Linked DNA regions of Homo sapiens: region 1 is linked to region 2. Evidence: chromatin contacts called from ENCODE Hi-C data. All regions are on one chromosome and are shown on one strand. Each heading gives the region's core, a stretch centred on a gene start or an enhancer-like site at or near the end of the contact. The rest is flanking DNA. Distances are from core to core; before and after follow the strand shown. Region 1 holds the start of LINC01627 (long intergenic non-protein coding RNA 1627). Region 2 overlaps ZCCHC7 (zinc finger CCHC-type containing 7).

Region 1 (5,056 bases), core at 1,246-3,745, 250 kb after region 2:
GGTCATAATGGCATCCTGCATGGCAGAGACCCTGGGAGTAGCATTTTCGGCAATGTTTGGGTTACAGACCTCCTTCCGAGTCGCCTGGAGAGGTCTTTCCCGCCCTTTGTAGTGGATGTATGATTTTGTTTGCAAGCGTCCTTGGGAGAACCACTCCTCCCACAGCATGAGGCTGTTAATCCTGGTGGCTTCTTCCTCCAACCCAGGCCCTCTGAGGAGCACTCTGCCCCACCCCTCGGCACGTGATTGGTTCAGAGGCAGGCATGTGACTCAAGAAGCCAATAAGAATTCTTTTCTGGGATTGTTACTTTAGTCCCTGGGTGAAAGGAGGACTCCCCTGGATAGAGCTGTCTTGCTGGGACGTTCTCTATCTGTCTGCCCACCACCATCTTTCCTAACTCATAGAAGAAAGCGAAGCAGAGAGGCAAGAGATGGGGGGGGTGGGGAGAGGCGGGGGGAGAGAGAGAGAGAGAGAACTGACAAGGCTGCTTGAGCCCCTGCATCCAGCTATGCCTGCTTCCCCTCAGACTTCCACACTTCAGGAGCCAATGAATTCCTTGGTTGCCTAAGCTACAATGAGTTAGGTATCTCTCACTTGCAACCAAGAGTCCTTTAAGGCCCACTCAACAGGGCTGCCATATACAGTGACACCCCTTCGCTTACACAGTACTCAGTCTTTTCAGATGAATGAAGTAAATTGTTCAGTCATCATCTCCTCTCAGAAGCCTTCCTTGATTTCCCTATACAGAACCAGTCACTCCCTAATCTATGCTTCCAGGAATCTTGTAAAAATATACACTGTGGCCCAAGTCCCTCTGTGTATTTATGATAATATAAATTGAATATAAGAATATAAATTGAATATTCAATTTATATTCTTACACACATGCTTGTCTCCCCATCAGAGTGGGAGATCCTTGGGGTAGAGACTAAATCTGATTTATCACTGTTTCCCCCGTACCCAACCAAGAAAGTGCTTAGGTGTTTATTGAGTGAATTATAATCAAATCTCACTACAACAAACAATTGGGATGTCTCATCTAATTTGTTATTAAGAAAATTCTCACCTGAGTGGGTGGCTCACACCTGTAATCCCAACACTTTGGGAGGCCAGTGTGGGAGGATCACCTGAGCTCAGGAATTTGAGACCATACTGGCAACATAGGGAGACCCTGTCTCTACTAAAAATAAAATAAAAATTAAAAAATTAGTTGGTCATAGTGGCACACACCTGCGGCCCCAGCTACTCGAGAGGCTGAGGTGAGAAGACGCCTTGAGCCCAGGAGGTGGAAGTTGCAGTGAGCCGTGATCACACCACTGCACTCCAGCCTGGGCAACAGACAGAGACCCTGTCTCAAAAATAAAAAGAAAGAAAAGAAAAGAAAATTCTCAGCTGAGCACTGTGGCTTATGCCTGTAATCTCAATATTTTGGCAGGCCAGGGGCCTGAGGCTGCTTAAGTCTGCTGACTGGCCCCAGGTCACACACAGTGAGTCTGGGTCCCATAGGGACCGGACGTGCTGACCTCTGTGGAGCTTTGCGCCCAATCACCCAGAGGCAGCAGGAGGAGTTTCTTTTTTGTTTTATTTTGTTTGAGACAGGGTCTTGCTCTGTTGCTGAGTTCAGAGTGCAGTGGCACAATCATAGGTCACTGCAGCCTCAATCTCCTGAGCTCAGGAGATCCTCCCACCTCAGCCTTCCAAGTGGCTGGCACTACAGTTGTGTGCCACTATGCCTGACTAATTTTTTTTAATTAGAGATGGGGGTCTCACTACATTATTGCCCAGGCTGGTCTTGAACTCCTGGGCTCAAGAGATCCTCCCACTTTGGCCTCCCAAAGTGCTGGGGTTACACATGTTAGCCACCATGCCCACCTCAATCAAGATTTGTTTCTTTTCTTTTTTTATTGAGATAGGATCTCACTCTGTTGCCCAAGCTGGAGTGCAGTGTACAGTGGCATGATCTTGGCTCACTGCAGGCTCTACCTCCTGGGCTCAAGGGATCCTCCTACCTCAGCCTCCTGAGTAATTTGGACTACAGGTGTGCACCATCAGGCCTCGCTAAATTTTGTTTCTTTTGTTTTGTTTTGCAGAGACAGGGTCTCACTATGTTGCCCAGCTTGGTCTCAAACTTCTGGCCTCAAATGATCCTCCCACCTTGGCCCCCAAATCTGTGGGCTACAGATGTGAGCCACTGCACCCAGCCTCGAGGTTTGTTTCTTAAACTATCACCCTCCAGGGGCTGCTCTGTATTCATGCACCTTCATGCATTTGGCTCTGGGCTCTACCCACCTCCCCTCACCCCAGATTCTGCCAAGCTGGTGCTTAGGACAGTGGCCCTCCCACTTACGCTGAGGCCGAGATCTCTGACATGTTTGTGGGCCTCACTTCCCAGGTGCCTCCCAGCCCCACATGAGCTGTCTCGTAGGGCCAAGACAGCACTTTTGTATGGGGGTCTGTTTCAGAGGCACAGATGGCTCCAAACACGTCTTCTGCATCTGTAAAAGATAACAGGTGTACATTTAAAGAAAGGAATTCATACATATTTAATGATTTAGCTTAAGCAACTGGGCAAATATTCATTTTCTTAAGGTGGTAATACATAATTAACTGATAATAAAATTAATTGGGTAAAACAGTCTAAAAATAATGCAGTACTTATTACATGAGGGAATATAACTGCATTGAAAGAGGTTTAATTGTTCCAGAGACTGATGAGTCCCCAAAAGCAGCAAAGGGAAGAGGTTTTTCCACCTTTGGAATAAGGGCTCTGAGTGGGCGCTTCCTGTTCACCCTGTGGGAATAGGGTGGGAATGGAGGGTGGAGAGGAAGATGGTTTCTTGCAATTTAACAGCTTCACAACGGGTTTAGAGAGCATCCCAATGTCTACTCCCAACCCTAACCACACATCTTCACCCCTGCCAGGTCAAAAAATACAGAAAAGAAAGAATCTACCACAGATACCCTTTTATTAGATCAGAAGAGAGAAAGCTTGTAGACGCCTCGTGAACTCACCCCTTCCACTGCGAAGTGCCAGACCCTGGGCTGGACACCGTGGGAGAGGCCAGCTGGGCAAGTCTGTCCTTCGGGGAGGTCTGGGGTGTTTGGGGAAGGGAGATAGGGACACACAATCCTCACAACAACTGCAAAAAGAAGTGTGAGCACGTGGGGGCAGAGGGAGCGTCAGTCAGACGGGAGGTGATCGGGACTGGAGAGAGATGTCCCAGAGGAGGTGGCTTGGGCAGGTGGGCTTTGACTGGCGTCTATGGGAGAGGAGCCCGTAGGAAGAAGAGAGAGCAGGACAGCTGGGATTGAGTTGGGCTGAAGCCGGACCGGGGAGGGTGTGGCAAGAGATGAGGCTGAACCGGTGGGCTGGAGGAGGGGGTCCCAGGAAAAGCAGCTCTGGTCCCACCGTCAGCCCTGCCTTTTATTATTAATCTCTCTTGTGAATTCAGGTGGGAAAAGGCCTGCTGAGAGTAGTGCCAGAATTCACAGGAGAAAGATTCTGTAATTTCTTTGAGCTCTGTGACTCTGGACAAAGTATTCAGTATTAATGCAGTTGACCATGACGTCTTCTGTGTGCGCGACTGACAGACCAAATTACCTTTCCTTATCTCCTGGCGAGAAAAAAGGACCATTTTCTTGACATATTTCATAATCATTTCACCTGCTTGCCCCCTATGGAGAGCGCCGGTGACCCGGCCCCCTCCCCTCCCACACAATGCAGGAAGTATGTCATCTAATAAGCCCAGTTTCTAAAGAATGTTTTTAATCTTGGAATAGTGAGTGTGATTTTTGATTGTATTTTTAATTCTCTATCTACTTTTTTAAAAGCACACGCTTTTGTTCTAATTCTCATCTTAGCTCATCAGGGCCAGGAGGAAGCGTGGACATCTTCCATTCCATGGATCTGCTTAGCATTTGACAGGTGAGGCCCAAAGAGAAGGCATGGGCCAGGACCCCTTAGGGCAGCTGGGGGCACACCAGGAATTCTGGAGTCAGGGCTCTATGCCCTCCATGCCCAGTGGGCACCGTTCTCTAGGTGGTGCCCCAGCCCGGTAACTACAAAACCTCAGAGCATTTTTTTCTAATTGTGGTAAAATACACATAACAAAAAATCTACATCTTAACCTTCATTTTTTTTTTTTTTTTTTTGAGATGAAATTTTGCTCTTGTTGCCCAGGCTGGAGTGCAATGACACGATCTCGGTTCACTGCAACCTCTGCCTCCTGGGTTCAAGAGATTCTCCTGCCTCAGCCTCCCAAATAGCTGGGATTACAGGCACTCGCCACCGCTCACTGCTAATTTTTTGTATTTTTAGTAGAGACGGGATTTCACCATGTTGGCCAGGCTGGTCGCAAATTCCCGACCTCAGGTAATCCACCTGCCTTGGTCTCCCAAAGTGCTGGGATTACAGGCGTGAGCCACTGCACCTGGCCACATGGGAAATATTTATGATATTAAGTATAAAAAGCCGATTGTGGCTGGGCACGGTGGCTCACGCCTGTAATCCCGGCACTTTGGGAGGCCAAGGCAGGTGGATCACGAGGTCAGGAGTTCAAGACCAGCCTGGCCAACATGGTGAAACCCTGTCTCTACTAAAGATACAAAAAAATTAGCTGGGCATCGGGGTGCATGCCTGTAATCCCAGCTACTTGGGAGGCTGAGGCAGGAGAATCGCTTGATTCCGGGAGGTGGAAGTTGCAGTGAGCCAAAATCGTGCCACCGCACTCCAGCCTAGGTGACAGAGCTAGACTGTCTCCAAAAAAAAAAAAAGCAGATTGCGTAGCCAGGTGTGGTAGCACACACCTGTAATCCCAGCACTTTGAGAGGCCAAGGTGGGAGGATCACTTGAGGCCAGGAGTTCAAGACCAGCCTGGGCAACATAGCAAGACTTGATATCTACAAAATATTTAAAAATTAGCCAGGTATAATGGCACATGTCTATAGTCCCAGCTACTCTGGAGACTGAGGCAGGAGGATCACTTAGCCCAGAAGTCTTATGCTGCAGTGAGCCGTGATCGCACTACTGCACTCCAGCCTGGGTGACAGAATAAG
Region 2 (5,049 bases), core at 747-3,246:
ACTTCATGGAAGTTTTCAGCCTAACGTTTTAAATCTCTTCATTATTATTTATCTTTGTTTTGTTATAAATTAAAGATACTGGCATGGTTAACTTTTGGCATTTTGAGTTACTTGCCAGATATTTGTTGATTGTGCAAATAGTTAAGAAATAAATATTTTAATTGGGCATCCACCATGTATTATGTCACATTTTCTTTTTAAATCATATGCTTAAGAATACTTAAAGGAGTATGACTTGCTTTTTAGTTTGAATCTTGATCTAACAGCATTGGTTCTGGATGGAGATGTAATTCTAGAGATAAAAATTATTTCTGTTGTGTAGATTTGGATTCTAAATGTAATAATTATTTTAAAGTGGATCTTGTCTGCTAAATGTATAGCTTTTATTTCTATAACAAATTCTTACCTTAGAATTCCAACTTTTGTCAGTTTTGAAAATTAGTTTATTGTGGACTTGAGAGCATCTGTTCTTAATCTCGTGTTTTGCAAACACGTTTTAAGGGAAGACAGCATAAATCTGTGATAGTGAAAATCATTTGTACTTCCCCTCCCTCGCTTTTGCTTAAATATACAATTAACTTATAACCACCTCAGTGTGAAAGAATGGATGTTAAGTAGCTTAAGAGGTATTTATTAAGGGAAAATATTTTTATTGGCAGTTCCCTTAAGTCATATTTGTTTTGTAACTAAATAGTGCTTGCAACAGAATTATCTATCATAGGGAGGGAAAGCTCCAACTCTTGAAAACTTTTCAATACTTTTTCTATATTGGTAGTTAATGAGAATTCTTAAGATAGGAAATAGACTGGTTATGACTGGTAATATGATATTGCTAATGTAATACAAATTATGCTTTAAAAAAGCCAGGTGAGGAATTCAGGATTTGGAAGAATATGACATACATATACATTTAACTAAAGAAAGGAGATTTTCTTTAAAGAGAAGATGTGCAACCACAATCAATCCTGTAAGTTAGTCCTTAATCCTGTACTAGCCAGTTTTTAGTATTAAATGGTCTGATTTAACACAAATGAACTTTTGTCAATGGTTTTATTTAGAAATAGCATTACTTCCTACTTTTAAGGAGGATTTTAATAGCTAATAAAAATTCGTTGTTCTGATAAGAACTTGAAAGACATCCTTACTCCCATATAATTGAGTATTTTGCTCTTCATTCAACACCTCAGCCCTTTTGGTTTGCTTAAAAAATGATACAAATTTTGTGGGAGAATAAATATAACTTAAATATTGCTGTAAATGTGTTGTATAATCATATTTTAGCCTGGTATTATTGGTTCTTCTGTGTATGAAATACTTTTAAACATTCAAAATATTCAATTTAAAAGTTTCTGGATAGGTGAGTGGTAGAGATCCATCAGGTACTTACTTGGTTGTGGAATATTTGTGTTCTTGATGCCATGACATTTTAAAGTTGTATTAATCCCTTTATTTTTCTGTTTGAGATGATTCAGTTTGGGAGGTTTTATTATCAGATCTAACAGAAGAAACGTAAGTGTTGTACCACAGGTCATCTAATTTTCAAACCATGTTGGTTAGTTAAACTGACTTTGGTGTATAATTATGTACCCGGTAGTCAGAGGAGTTCAAGTCGATTGCAATTCAACTCTGTGATTGTGCCACCAGTTAGGTTAACATCAGCAGTGAAGGGCCTTCATTGTGTTAAATTTTTAAATTCCGTTAAGATTATTTAAACATAGAAGGAGATAGGTTTGTGAAGCAAATTTCTAAAGCAGTATTAAGCAAAGAGAATCTTTTCTTCCTCTTCTTTTAGATATATCACATACATGTGTATTTTGATTAAAAGGAAAAAAATTTAATGCTTATAGTATAATGCGCATACTTATTTCTTATTTTTAGAATTTATTAAAACTAATAAAATTTGTTTGGAAATCTCAAAAGATCTTTAGTAGTATACCTGCAACCTCAGCAGTCCCTTTTTATCCATACAGATTCTCTGCCTATTGTGGCCGTTTGCTCTAATTTAAATTTCCCATGGCTTTCGGTTGCAGACTTGGTTTTCTGCAAGAGTGCCCATGCTTACATGGTCATATATTCTTGGTGACTTTTCCACTTTTTCTTTTTTGTTATTTTGTTGATTGCTAAAGAAAAAGGGGAATTTTTTTTTTTAAATTTGTTTCTTTGTTTTGATCTTTCTTCCTTAGCCCATCTATTTGTGTGTTCTTTGTTTTGCAGATTGGAAAGAATTATTGTGTGGTACTTAGATCCATGGGGACTAGCAGGGGAAAACTAATTTTGTTCTTGGTTTTGTTTTCTTAATAACAGAAGCAATTTAATTTTTGAGCCATTGAGAAGCTGAAAAGATATGTTAGTGTTATGCATGAAATTGATGGGAAATTATTAATCCTGAAAATTTGTATTCATGGTCACTTTACTGTTGGAATAAAAATGTTATTTTATAGTGTAACCAAGTTAATACTAGAAATACTAATTAACAGTAAGTGGTACTGTTATAAATCTTTAATTTAAATATTATTGTATATTAAGTAGTTGTTTACAAGAAATCTGTTGTAATCTGATAATGTGATTTCTCTTACATTCAATTTTGTGGTCCACAGTGTGTATATATTCAAATAAGCATATGAACATGCCTTTGACGGTGGACACATTTTTACTTTGACCAGATCTTAAGAGTTTGCTTTTTCTTGGCAAAACTTGCATACTTTCAAATGTGAGGAATTTTGTTTTATAACATAACTTTGTACTGCTGAATTTAAGTCCTTGAAGTGCTATGGCAATTTAGTTATTGTTAGAAGTCAAAAGTAGAGGTCTCTGTTCCCAACATCTCCCCAAAATATTTTTTCATTAATATTCACAGGCTTTAAAATATCAAATTATTGTGATCAAAGCTACTTCTGTTTTACAGTTGTTTTGTGAGGCTGGTGTCATACAGTAACATTTAACTGAATTTTGTATTTGCTAAATTAACATAAAATAATAAAGAGATCCTTTTTACCATTTAAAAAATTCTAATAATTTCCTAATCAGGAAAAATGATGTTATGATATACTGTAAATAGGCTAAAAAAAACCTTGTAATGTTGATACATAGGGAAAAGAGTAATTTTGATAATTAATAATTTTAGATTTTTTTCCTTTGATTGTACCTCATGGTTGTGAGGTGTCTAAAATGCTCTTTCTGCATATCTGTTAAGGACTTTGGGAATTGGGGTAAGGGCAAGCCTTCTTTCTGTGTCTGTTAATTACAGGTTTTTTCTTGTGGATGTAGTGCTCTTAGAATATGAAACTGATTTATAGAATTTGTAATTACCAAGAAATAAATAGCATCATTGAATTTTGTTTTCTTTATTTTTGCTATTATTTTCTAGTTACTGTGCTTCACATTTTGATTTCTATCAAATGACTTCTCAAAAAGCAATTTCTTTTAAATCAGTGAGTTTCAAACTAAGAAGAAAATGTATCCTGATAGTCTAATTAGCTGTTGTTTGTCCATGCCAATTAAAATAATCTTTTGAATTTCTAGTCTTTGATTATAGTTATATAGGCTTCATGAGTTTGTAAAACTATTCCTCCTTTTAAAGTATTTTAAAAGGTGTATTGTAATTTTATAATTGATATTCATATGTAATTATTGAGAAACTTGAATAACCTAAAATATATTTCTAGTATTCAGCACATCAAATCAAGGTATAACCTGTGATATAAAAGTGGTCCAACAGAAGTATACAGCTTTAAAAATAACAAGGAATTAATTCTGTTAGCATGTTTTACTAGCAAATGTTCGTGGAAAATGTTATTAATTCTTAAAGCTCAGTGCCTGGGTTTTATTGTGTGTGGCCTTACTAGGAGAACACTGTAGAGCCGAACTTGAAATTTATTAAGGAAAGAAGAAACTGGTGAAGTGCTTTTATGCTGTTAAAAAAACTTCACAGACAATTGTCAGACAATTTTTTTTTTAAAGGTCATGATTGCTTGATGCCTTTTCCAGTCTTTATTTGAAACTCTCGTTTTGTAGGATTTCTTTTTTGTTCTTCCTCTTCCTTTTTTCTTTTGGCAGTGGGTGGAAGATTCTTTTAAAACTGAATGGCTAAACCTGTATGGTAACTATTGAAGTATGATCGAAATACTTTTATTCATGATTTTTTTAGGCCAAAAAATGCTATGAAGGTAAGCCAATGATGGTAAAATTACATTGTGTTGCGTGGAAACTGTTTTAGCTTTAGCGTTTTCTGTTCAGAAAAGTAGGCTCTGCATTAGAGTTTTAAATTGGGATTTGTTTGTGAAATATTTTGTAATTCTCATATTGCTGATTGCCTTTATGTCTCGGTGTTCTAGTAGATAGTTCGTAGTTCCTGAAAAATAATATTCTGTGTATGAAAGAAAATAGGAGGTGAGAACAGAATGAGAATTGGGAAAGAAAACCCCCTACCCAAAATGCCGCCACCTAACAGGTGGAAATATCTATGCCATTACAGATTTTCAAAACGTAGAGTGCTTGAACTCTTTTTTTCTAAGAGATTACTTCAAATTTGACAGATTTCACAAAATTTTGTTATGATAAATATTAAAATTTTAACTCTTATTTTTATCCTAAATTTAAGCCCTTACAAATTAAGAAAAGAGTGCCTCGAGGCTGATTGCTAATGTTCAATTAAGTTATGTGTTCAGTGAAGTAATTTTTTGATTATGATATTTTGATTTTATTAATATGTAAACTAAAAATTATAAAAGGATTATGAGTACAGAAATTAAATTATGTGAAATTAATTTTGATATTTTGCGGCAGACAGTTTAGAATTAAAATATCCTTGGTGTGTAATAATTTTATTTCTTGTAAGGACATCTGTTGGCTTTCAGTATTCAGAAAATTTAGACTTTTTAATTTTAAATGTTGACGTAAATTAACGGGAGCCATACTTTAAATTGAAAGAACTTAAGGGAAATACATAAAATATGCTAGTGATTGGCTTACTTACATTTTCAGTGATTAGACTTTGTGAAATAAGAGTAAGGCCTAGCATTTTATTTTATTTAAGAAAATATACTTAAT

Evidence for each region. Hi-C counts contacts between places; a loop is a spot of excess contacts on that map. Pooled maps may share reads with other maps.
Region 1: a loop to region 2 is called in a map with no recorded cell type, with 2.8 times the contacts of the local background. The contact joins the promoter of LINC01627 here to the enhancer-like site in region 2. A Hi-C loop is called at or near these places in 2 of 168 maps with a recorded cell type or tissue (A673 and GM12878), 20 of 37 single-sample maps with no recorded cell type and 7 of 50 pooled maps.

The regions. Positions count from the first base shown.
Region 1 is chr9:37,392,299-37,397,354 of GRCh38, forward strand. It overlaps LINC01627 (long intergenic non-protein coding RNA 1627), which reads right to left and starts at 2,496. Exons shown (of 3, transcript XR_002956875.2): 1 at 2,349-2,496. It overlaps LOC124902153 (a long non-coding RNA gene), which reads left to right. Exons shown (of 3, transcript XR_007061478.1): 3 at 2,924-4,114. RefSeq lists an enhancer at 3,434-3,728.
Region 2 is chr9:37,139,160-37,144,208 of GRCh38, forward strand. All of the region lies in intron 2 of ZCCHC7 (zinc finger CCHC-type containing 7), which reads left to right. Among named protein-coding and RNA genes, the nearest start is that of ZCCHC7, 21 kb to the left of the region's middle. Within about 2 kb of position 1,997, at least 2 of the 41 ENCODE cell types and tissues checked have a DNase peak (open chromatin) inside an H3K27ac peak, as active enhancers do.